Regions from separate parts of the Homo sapiens genome. Here regions 1 and 2 are each linked to region 3. A link is a contact called in ENCODE Hi-C data. All regions are on one chromosome and are shown on one strand. Each heading gives the region's core, a stretch centred on a gene start or an enhancer-like site at or near the end of the contact. The rest is flanking DNA. Distances are from core to core; before and after follow the strand shown. Region 1 overlaps LOC105378866 (a long non-coding RNA gene). Region 2 has its middle 160 kb from the start of PTBP2. Region 3 overlaps LINC01787 (long intergenic non-protein coding RNA 1787).

Region 1 (3,228 bases), core at 478-2,977, 160 kb before region 3:
GCTCATGGAAAATACCAGGGCCATCGCTCATGGTGTCTTATAGTCTTAGTAAAAGGGTAAACTCAAAAGGTCAAACTGCTACAGGTTTAAAAATTTTTGCTTTTGTGTTTGAATCAGATGGTTCTGTAGCTCTAACATTGAAAAGGCTATTTGTTTATTCGTTCATTTAAAATTATTGAAATCCCTCTACAGGCTAGGCACTGTCTTAGAGTTTGTGAATAAGACAAGATGCCTGTCTATGAGCTGCTCAGTCTAGGTGAGTCATATATGTAAATAGTTGCTGTGTATTAACAAAACAATGGCTCAGGGGGAATATCACAAAGCACAACCTATCATATAATTTATTTTTTTTTAACCCCACAGTCTCCTGGGGCAAACACTGGGCCAAGACCAAGCCTCCTTACTCAGTCAGACCATCAGTCTGGGTGGTGTATCTGTGAAATCTTACAGTTGTATGGTCAAGAATGTGTCTTTTTTTTTTTTTTTTTTGGCTTTCTTGAGTCTCACTCTGTTGCCCAGGCTGGAGTGCAGTAGTGTGATCTTGGCTCACTGGCTCATTGCAACCTCTGCCTCCTGAGTTCAAGTGATTCTCGTGCCTCAACCTCCCGAGTAGCTGGGATTACAAGCATGTACTGCCATGCCTGGCTAATTTTTTTTTTGTATTTTTAGTAGAGATGAGATTTCACCATGTTGGCCAGGCTGGTCTCGAACTCCTGACCTCAAGTGATCCACCCGCCTCAGCCTCCCAAAGTGCTGGGATTATAGTAGTGAGCCACTGCGCCCAGCTAAGAGCATGAGTCTTCAAAGATCTTATGTGAGCTGAGAACAAGAACCCATCCTATTAATGACTGGATAGCAATTGGAGCAACCTGTTTTCCCCAAACTTAGTTAAAACATGCACAACCCCTAATTTGGGTCAGTTTTGGTGAATTCATGAGATTAGATAAATCACGAATGGAAGGCTCAGAAAGAGGTCCTAGGGACAAACAACAAAAGAACATATACAGTAAGGCACACAGAAGAAAGAAGAATACAGCAAGTGAAATGAAACAAGTCTCTAGAAATAAAAAATGGGCCTTACCACGAACACTTGGGGCATCTGACAGAACCAAATCAACAAGCTCTGTTGCACTTTCTATTGGCTGTTCATTTTCTATTTTTCTCTCTAGACATCTTTCTTTAAAAAGAAAATCCAGATTTCCCGGGCTGGGCAAAGTGTTGGGATGAAATGACAGGAGGCAGGCGCTGTCAAGGAAAGACGTTCTCTCTGGAAGGAAGTGAGGGGACAGACGGGATGGCTGGCTCCTCTAGGCAGGTTTCCTTGCTGCCATCCCATGTGTCTTTTCCCTCCCACTCCTGTGGGCACTTTCTTGCTTGCTTGGCACAGTGAGAATTTAGGAAAGTCACGACAAAAATCCTGTCATGTGCTAGAAAGGAGAAAAAGTTTTAGATCTTTGCCTTTTCACGAATGAAGAGTTTCATGGAAATTAATGTGCAATTTTAGATAGAAGCTTTGCCTTGTTGAAGCTACTCTAACATTCTTTCTCCCCAAGTTCCTACAGTCCCTGCTTCCACACTTTAACAAACAAACAAAAAGAACAAACAACTGCTCCCCCTGCTACACACACACACACACACACACATACACACACAAAATCCAACTTGGTTGGCAGCCCACATCATCTACCCCAGGGCTTTCCCTAAGGACTGAAGATTTATCTTGGACTGACTTCAGACATTTCCCCTCTGATCTTCCTCTGGCTACGTTTTTCTCCAATGTTTCCTCACTGCCTCCCTTGGCTCTCATTAATTAACTGCTCCTCACTCTGTGACTAAATGCGAGCCGTTGTGTTTGGCTGTAGAGAGGATTATGACATTTTGCAAACACACACACCACTGGGGAGAATATCTTGGGTATCACACAGGCAAAGGAGGTAAACTAAGAAAACCCATTTTTAAAAACCTGTTGAAGCAAGTAACCAAAAAAGAAAAGATAGCGAAACAGGTTGATTATTTGGTGACATTTACTTATTCCTGACATGATATTTTAGAAGGCAAATACAGAAACTGGAACTTGCTATTTAACCGAGGTTCAGGTATTTCAAAGCTTGCTTATCTCTCCAGCCCGTCTGGTGTTTCCATGGTGTTCCTTTTCCGCTTCTATTAGTCTGGAACGTGGGTAGCAAGTTGATGAACATTTTTAATGAGTAAATCCTTTTCTACACCAAATTTTATAGATAATTAAATCTGATTTATAGGGCAGGTTTCAGCGACAGTAAAAGAGGAAGGCAAGGAATGCAAAGGGGGAGGGGGCCAATGATTCGACTCTGGGCCTCTGTGAGTGGGCTCTGCTTTGTATAACCTTCCCAGCAGGCGCACTGCAGGGCTTGCAAGATTTCTGAAGCAGAACAAGACCCAGTGAGGGCTTTGCAATAGTTTTTTTTTTTTTGAACTGTTTGGTTTTGGTTTTTAGGCAAGGACGTTCTCTTGTCCAAGAAACTGATCCTGATCTTTATTTTCTCCTCTCCACTGTTACTCAAAGTTATGCTAAAAGCAAAAGCCACACATATAAAACCTCAGAGCACACCACTAAGGAATTTGCCCTTTCAACAGAATTAAACATCTTCTATGTACTAAACCTCATTCTAGTTGCTGGAGGTACAGCAGTCAACAATACAGGCAGTTGGCCCGGCACGGTGGCTCACGCCTGTAATCCCAGCACTTTGGGAGGCCGAGGAGGGCGGATCACGAGGTCAGGAGATCGAGACCATCCTGGCTAACTAGTGAAACCCCGTCTCTACTAAAATTACAAAAAAATTAGCCGGGCGTGATGGCGGGTGCCTATAATCCCAGCTACTCGGGAGGCTGAAGCAGGAGAATGGCGTGAACCCGGGAGGCAGAGCTTGCAGCGAGCCGAGATCGCACGACTGCACTCCAGCCTGGGCGGCAGAGCGAGACTCCGTCTCAAAACAACAACAACAACAACAAAAACCAATACAGGCAGTTCACACTTATTACCTGTGGTGTCAAATAGACTCAGTGGAAGAAAATGTAGACAAAAGGCAGTCTAATGAGAAAATTGAAACCCAGAGAGGGTAAGTGGGTTGACCAGACTCACCCAGCGTGTCTGTCAGAAGCACATTTGAGTCTAAGAATTCAGGCCCCCTGACTGACTTCCATATTGGACTCTTGTTTTGTTTTTTCATTTTTGGAGACAGGGTCTCCAGC
Region 2 (3,412 bases), core at 232-2,731, 200 kb before region 3:
GTGGCACGCACCTGTAATCCCAGCTACTCGGGAGGCTGAGGCAGGAGAATCGCTTGAACCTGAGAGGCGGAGGTTGCAGTGAGTGGAGATCACACCAGTGCACTCCAGCCTGGGCGACAGAGTGAGACTCTGCTTCAAAAAAAAAAAAAATTAGTCAGACATGGTAGTGTCTACTTGGGAGGCTGAGGTGGGAGGATCCCTTGAGCCCTGGAGTTTGAGGTAATAGTGAGCTATGATCATGCCTCTGCACTCCAGCTTTGGTAACTGAGTGAAACCCCATCTCAGAAAAAAAAAAAAAAAAAAGAAAGATAAAGGAAAAAAAAAGAATACAGCATTCAAAATTCTAGGACGCTTGTTGACACCAACAACTAGTCTTCTAATATTTTAAACATCAACTGGGTGTCTAATAATTCAATTCAATTCTGTTACTATCTACCTAGAGCTAGCTCCAGATCCCACAAATTGAAGCAGCTCAGTCTTACAAGACCACCCTACTAGAGATGCCAGCTGCAAGTCTTGAACCACCTGCACTTCTTATTGACTGACTATAAATTGGCGGTTCCAATGACCTTCTCCTCATGTTTGATAATTATTAGAATGGGTCACAGAACCTAGAAAAAATACTTTATCCACATTTTCTGGCTTATTATAAAGGATATAACTCAAGAACAGCCAAATGAAAGTGAGGCAGAAGGCAAAATATGACAGGAGAAGTGGTACAGAGATTTCATGACCTTTCTGGGCACCTTAGTATGTTCACCAACCTGGAAGCTCTCCTAACCTTCTTGTTTAAGAGCTTTTATAGCACTCAATCTTCAGCCCCTCCTTTCCCTGGAGGTCAGGTGTAGGTCTGAAAATTCCTATTGTTATAGGATCCATAGGTTTGTATGACCCCTGCAGTAACAGACCAATTACACTGAGATAGCAGGCTTTGCAGCAGAGAAAGGATTTAATAATTGCATGGTGCTGAGTGAGGAGATGGGAGGAGACCCTGAAATCTGTCCCCCTGAGGAGTTCTGGGCCAGGACTTTTAAGAGGACCATGGTGGGTGAGGGGCTAGAAAATTGGAGTTGTTGATTAGTTAGGTAAGGGGGATGAAATCATCTGGATGTAGAAAATGCGTTTTTTCGTGAGTCAGCTTCTTGGGGAATTCTTCAGACCAGCGGGCATCAGTAGTTTCACTGGTATGCAGGATTGAAAAAATATTGCAAAGGCAAAACTTAAAGTTTCACAATGTTCAGGTTGTTATAATAGAGCAGTCAAGGGGAACTATGATCCTGTGACAGGGTCTACATGATTCTGATGAAACAGTCACCAAACAACCATGAGGAAGCAGGTCAGTGAGCCAGCTGGCCTAGTGATTAATGCTTAGTGTGCTGCAAGCTTGGTTTGTTTTCTTTCTCTCCCTCCCTTCTTCCCTGATTAATTCTGTAAAGTTTATAGGAGCAGTTTCACTTCTCTCTAATGGTTTGGTCTTTCTAGTGGCTAGCACCACCTTGATGCTACCTAGGATTCCCGCCCTAAGTCACCTCATTAGCATAAACTTAGGTGTGATTGAAAGAGACTCCTTATGAATAACAAAAGACTCTCTTACCACTTAGGAAATTCCATGAGTTTTAGGAACCTGGTGCCAGAAACAGAGACAAAGATCAATGAATGTATTCCTGATTTCACAACAATTATCAAGCTACTTTATAACTTAGTATCCAGAAATATTTTATCACCAGAAAAAGAAGGTTCAGTTCCCCACTTCCCTTTTATTTTGCATGAACATATTTTGAGAACTGATCCTTTTATAACTGAAGGAAAGAAATGGTAGCTATTATAAAGACTACAAAGGAGGAAAGGATGACTAAGGAAGGAAATAATTTTGGGAGACCACTCCATTTGACTAATTGAAAAGATACAGTCAGTTGAGGCAGCATGGCTTTAGAATTAGATAGATCTGCATTTGGAGCTCAGTTCTAGCCCTTTCTAGGTATGTAAACTTCATCAAGTTACATAATCTTTCTGGGCTTCAGTTTCTTCATCTATAAAATAGAGAAATAACAATAACAACTTTGCAGGGTATTTCTGAGGTCTATAGTTAAATTATTGGAGCACCAAAAGGATAGTCTTGATCTGAAGTTAAATTATTTGGAACATTTATTCACGGTTGTATGAAGAACAAAAAAAAGCGAAAGCAAATCGGCATGTGTCTTGAGTATAAACAATGAATCCCTAGGGAAAGCAAAATCTGCAATAGAGAGAAGAGAGAGAAAAGAGTTTCATTTATTAGGTAGCCAGACTAATCCTCCTGAAGAATGCAAGTGAAAACATGGGACTGTATATGTGTATTGCTGTTTGGGTCAAACGCTTAATCAGATTTCTAGAAACAAAAAAGCCTTAATTTGTTGTTGTTGCTGTTGAATATTATGGTGTAAATTCTCTCTCTATAGCTGATTTTAAGGTTCAAAGATGACATCACTGAATGCACATTTGGATAGAAATGTTAACAATTCAATCTCAGGATCCAGCATAAGCCAGCTCTAGCACGCCACTGTGTGTGTGTGTGTGTGTGTGTGTATCTTTTATATACATGTATATATATGAATAATATATGGACAATTCATATATGTATATAAAACACATAAAATCTTAAATGCATGAAATTGCTGACAAAATAGTAATAATTCATTAGAATAAAGTCTAAATAAAAGTTATTTAAACATTGATGCCACTTTTATCTTGAGGTCATTTGCTAAAGTTGATGACATTCAGCTTTGAACTGTGTTGCCTCCTGGGCCTGGGCAATGGCTGACTAAGCCTCAGGCTCATACAGGCAGGAAGCCTAAAAAGAGACAATCTCCCCATAAAAAAAGTCCGGGAGCAACATCCTCAGTGCAATCAGAAGGAATATCTCCTTTTCATCCTGCCATTGGAGACTGAGTGGACATTCATTATCAAGCTAATCAGATGAAGGGGGAAAACAAATTGCCTCTGAGAAGTTTTAACCACTAGCCAGCCCTCAAATGGATTGGTAGCCCACATGAGCGGTCCAAAACACTTGCAAACATGAAGTATCTCTACACACTTGGCATAAGAAAATGCAGATTATCTCCGGAGGAGAATGCGCTTTCAGCCCAGACTTCAAAGTATATCCACCAGTAGCTTTAGCATTTTTCAATTGAAAAAAAAAAAAAACCATTAAGTACAAAAGGAAACATGTCATCATGCATGAGATATTCAGAAATTAGATAAAGCAGAAACAGGTCCTCTAAGATTTCAAATATTGAAACAGAAAACAAATATGCCTAAAGAAGACAAAGATATTCTAGAAAACAGAAAACAAGAGATTACAAAGCATATCTTAAAAAGAATCAAATTCAATTTATAAATTTAGAAATATAATACTGTAAATCATTGCTTCTTC
Region 3 (3,045 bases), core at 264-2,763:
CCACATTGAAAGTAATGGCAAAAACTGCAATTAGTTTTGCAGCAACCTAATAGCTCACTAATATGACACTTCATCATTTTACATATATCTTTCTCAAATCACACAAATATTACTCATTAAATAAATAAATTCTAGTTTTTTCAACTCTATCCTGATGATATTACTGTAATCACAAAAGGAGATGCCACAGAAGTCTGAAAGTGAAAGGGAATGCAGATGACAGCAGCATCTTCAAGGAAAGGCATGGAGGATATTCAGGAGTTATAAAATCACAGATTAGAGAAGTTATAGGAAGAAAAAAGATAAGTGCAGATTTGACAAGTTTTTTTCTGGCTTTAGATCTCTGTTATTTAAGCTCGGTGCCTTATACAGTTCACGCCATTCTTGATAAGCATCCCCTTAAGTCTCTCTAAAAATCATTAATATTATCTTGCAAATAACACTCCGTGAGATTGTGAAACCTTCGTTTGCTTCTCCAGATCTCCCTCACTTATTTCTGGGACTGTTTCCATTACTGATATTCTGATGGCTTCTGAACTTAACTCTGTAGCCATGACCTCTCTCCCGACCTCCAGACTGTTTTTTAATCCAATTGCCTACCTGACATCTCCTCTGAATTTCTGAAAGGTCACAAAATAAATAGCCCTCTCCCTGAACCTATTCCCAGTTCTCTCCCCTTTTCAATAATTAGCCATTTCTCTAAGTGTTGCTTCAGCTAGAAACCATGCAGTGTTTTGTTTGTTCATTTGTTTTTGTTTGTTTCTGTTTCTGTTTTGTTTTGTTTTTTCTTTTGAGGTGGATTCTGTCACCCAAGCTGGAGTGCAATGGCACGATCTCGGCTCACTGCAACCTCCGCCTCCCAGGTTCAAGTGATTCTCCTGCCTCAACCTCCCGAGTAGCTGGGATTACAGGTGCCAGCCACCATACCTAGCTAAGTTTTGTATTTTTAGTAGAGATGGGGTTTCACTATGTTAGCCAGGCTTGTCTTAAACTCCTGATCTCAAGTGATCTGCCCACCTCAGCCTCCCAAAGTGCTGGGATTACAGGTGTGAGCCATTGTGCCCGGCCCCATGCAGTCTTTTTAATTCTGTTCTTTTCTCCACCCCAACATCCAACATGTCAGCAAATCCTGTCTACTGTTATTTGCAAAGTATGTCCCAAGTCAACTAAGTATTTTTCTGTTTCCAGTGCTGCTATCTTTGTCTCAGCACCCACCATCATTTTCCTGAAGTGCTGCCATAGTCTCTAGACTGATCTCTCCACTTCCCCTTCTGCTGCCACTTCCCTCCACATTCCAGGCTCTACAGAACAACTATGGTGAAGCCACAAAAACAAAATTCAGATCATGGCAATTCCTAGCTAAAACCTTCTAGTAGTTTCCTATTGCACACAGAATAAAGTCCAAATGCCTGATGTGGTTTAACAGTTTCTCCATGACTCAATGCCTACTCATCTTCATGAATCACCCTCTACCACTCTTTCACTTGCTCACACACTGTGGTTTCCCCTATGACCTTCTCTTGGGTTTTTGAAATGCCAAGCTTATTATGATCTTCAGGCCTGTGCCCTTGCTGTTAATGCTACCTGGAATGTTCTTCCCTCAGGATCTTCATAAGGCTGATTCTTTTTTGCTTTTCAAATCTCAGCTCTAGTAGCATCTTCTCAGTGAGACCTACACTGACTCCAGCTCTCAATCACATCAACGTGTTTAATTTTTTATTAAACTCATGGATACCTAAAACGCCCTTTGGTTTTTATTTGTGGGCTGGTTTATGATCTACCTTCACCTTCCTATGTCTGTCTTATTCTCTGCCATGTCCTTGGGACCTGGTAGGATGTAGTCACAGAGTAGACCCTCATGAACAAGTGGTAAATGAATGGATGAAGGTCTCTAAGGTGTATTTCATTTGGGTTCATTAATATGGTTTTTTGAACTAAAATGTGGCAATCTCCACATTTTTTTTTATCTTGCTTTATTTCCCTTTTGGGATGCCTGCTGCTAAAACCTCTTCTTGTCCCATAGCCACAGGGATGAGTTTCTGCAGCCTAACCCTTCTTCCCTCCTCACTTCCCCCACAGAGGGGCAGACAATGAACATTTCTAGCATGACCATTTCTAAAGCTGCATCAAGCTTTCTAGAGCTAGTTCAATGAATCCAAACAGTAATGAAACTACTTCTATATGAACCTAAGGAAAGTGCCTTTTGCTTTTCATGGCTGTGCCCAAACAATCTGTGCTCCTGTTTTTAGTGGCCCACTGAGCTCCCAATGAGATAGTTTTTTAGTATATATATTTTTTGCAGCCCTCATTCCCAAGGATTCAGATAGGAGTTTAGGGCTATTGTGGACCCGGGGAAATATTTGAGGAACAGACCCCATTTGTGCATAAAACATTTCTTCTCACAAAACTGGTTCTGGTCAGTGTCTGGGCCTGATACTTTCAAGGCCCCTCGTTCCTAGTGCAAATAGCTTCTACAGATCTTTCCGCTCCAGGCTGCCAGCCTTGCCTGGATATAGCTGGATCCCACCATGAACACAGCTTAAGCTCCAGCTGCTATCCCCAGTCCAATGCCAAAGTGATATTATAATCCTGACACAGGACTAATTAACCATGCCTAAGTGGTTAGGAAAGGATTCATGGAGGACAGAATATTTAAGCTCATTTCAAGGCGTAAGTTGAAGAATGTAAGGCAGAGAGGGAAGTGAAAGCAAAAAAAATGACGTATATATGTAAGGACATAGAAATTATACAATCAGGTTCTTAAGAGGAATTTAGTAGTGTTAGAGTAGAAGAGGAGGGAGAAAGGGCTGGTAAGGGAAGTTGGAATCAGGTCATTTAGGCCTTGCGGGCCCTGACAAGGAACTGAGTTTTAATGAATAGGGGAATGTCACTGAATGCATTTTTAAGCAAGAGACAGATGTCATCAAAACATTCTTTTATAAATATAACTCTGGTAGGAGCATATATAATAAATTAGTGTGGGGAGATTACTGGTAGAGAGATCAGAGAGGGGTCTATTACCAGGGTCAGGCAGGAGAAAAATAG

What was found. Hi-C counts contacts between places; a loop is a spot of excess contacts on that map. Pooled maps may share reads with other maps.
Region 1: a loop to region 3 is called in a map with no recorded cell type, with 2.1 times the contacts of the local background. The contact joins two enhancer-like sites. A Hi-C loop is called at or near these places in 2 of 37 single-sample maps with no recorded cell type and 1 of 50 pooled maps.
Region 2: a map of mammary epithelial cell shows a loop between it and region 3 (2.2-fold over the local background). The contact joins two enhancer-like sites. A Hi-C loop is called at or near these places in 2 of 168 maps with a recorded cell type or tissue (MCF 10A and mammary epithelial cell) and 4 of 50 pooled maps.

Annotation. Positions count from the first base shown.
Region 1 is chr1:96,519,275-96,522,502 of GRCh38, reverse strand. It overlaps LOC105378866 (a long non-coding RNA gene), which reads right to left. Exons shown (of 3, transcript XR_947618.2): 2 at 1,082-1,427. Among named protein-coding and RNA genes, the nearest start is that of LINC01787, 150 kb to the right of the region's middle. Within about 2 kb of position 1,727, at least 2 of the 41 ENCODE cell types and tissues checked have a DNase peak (open chromatin) inside an H3K27ac peak, as active enhancers do.
Region 2 is chr1:96,558,225-96,561,636 of GRCh38, reverse strand. No RefSeq gene overlaps it. Among named protein-coding and RNA genes, the nearest start is that of PTBP2, 160 kb to the left of the region's middle. Within about 2 kb of position 1,481, at least 6 of the 41 ENCODE cell types and tissues checked have a DNase peak (open chromatin) inside an H3K27ac peak, as active enhancers do; they include mammary epithelial cell, where a contact is called at or near this core.
Region 3 is chr1:96,361,184-96,364,228 of GRCh38, reverse strand. The region is part of intron 1 of LINC01787 (long intergenic non-protein coding RNA 1787); the gene reads left to right. Among named protein-coding and RNA genes, the nearest start is that of LINC01787, 11 kb to the left of the region's middle. RefSeq lists an enhancer at 295-1,494. Within about 2 kb of position 1,513, at least 3 of the 41 ENCODE cell types and tissues checked have a DNase peak (open chromatin) inside an H3K27ac peak, as active enhancers do; they include mammary epithelial cell, where a contact is called at or near this core.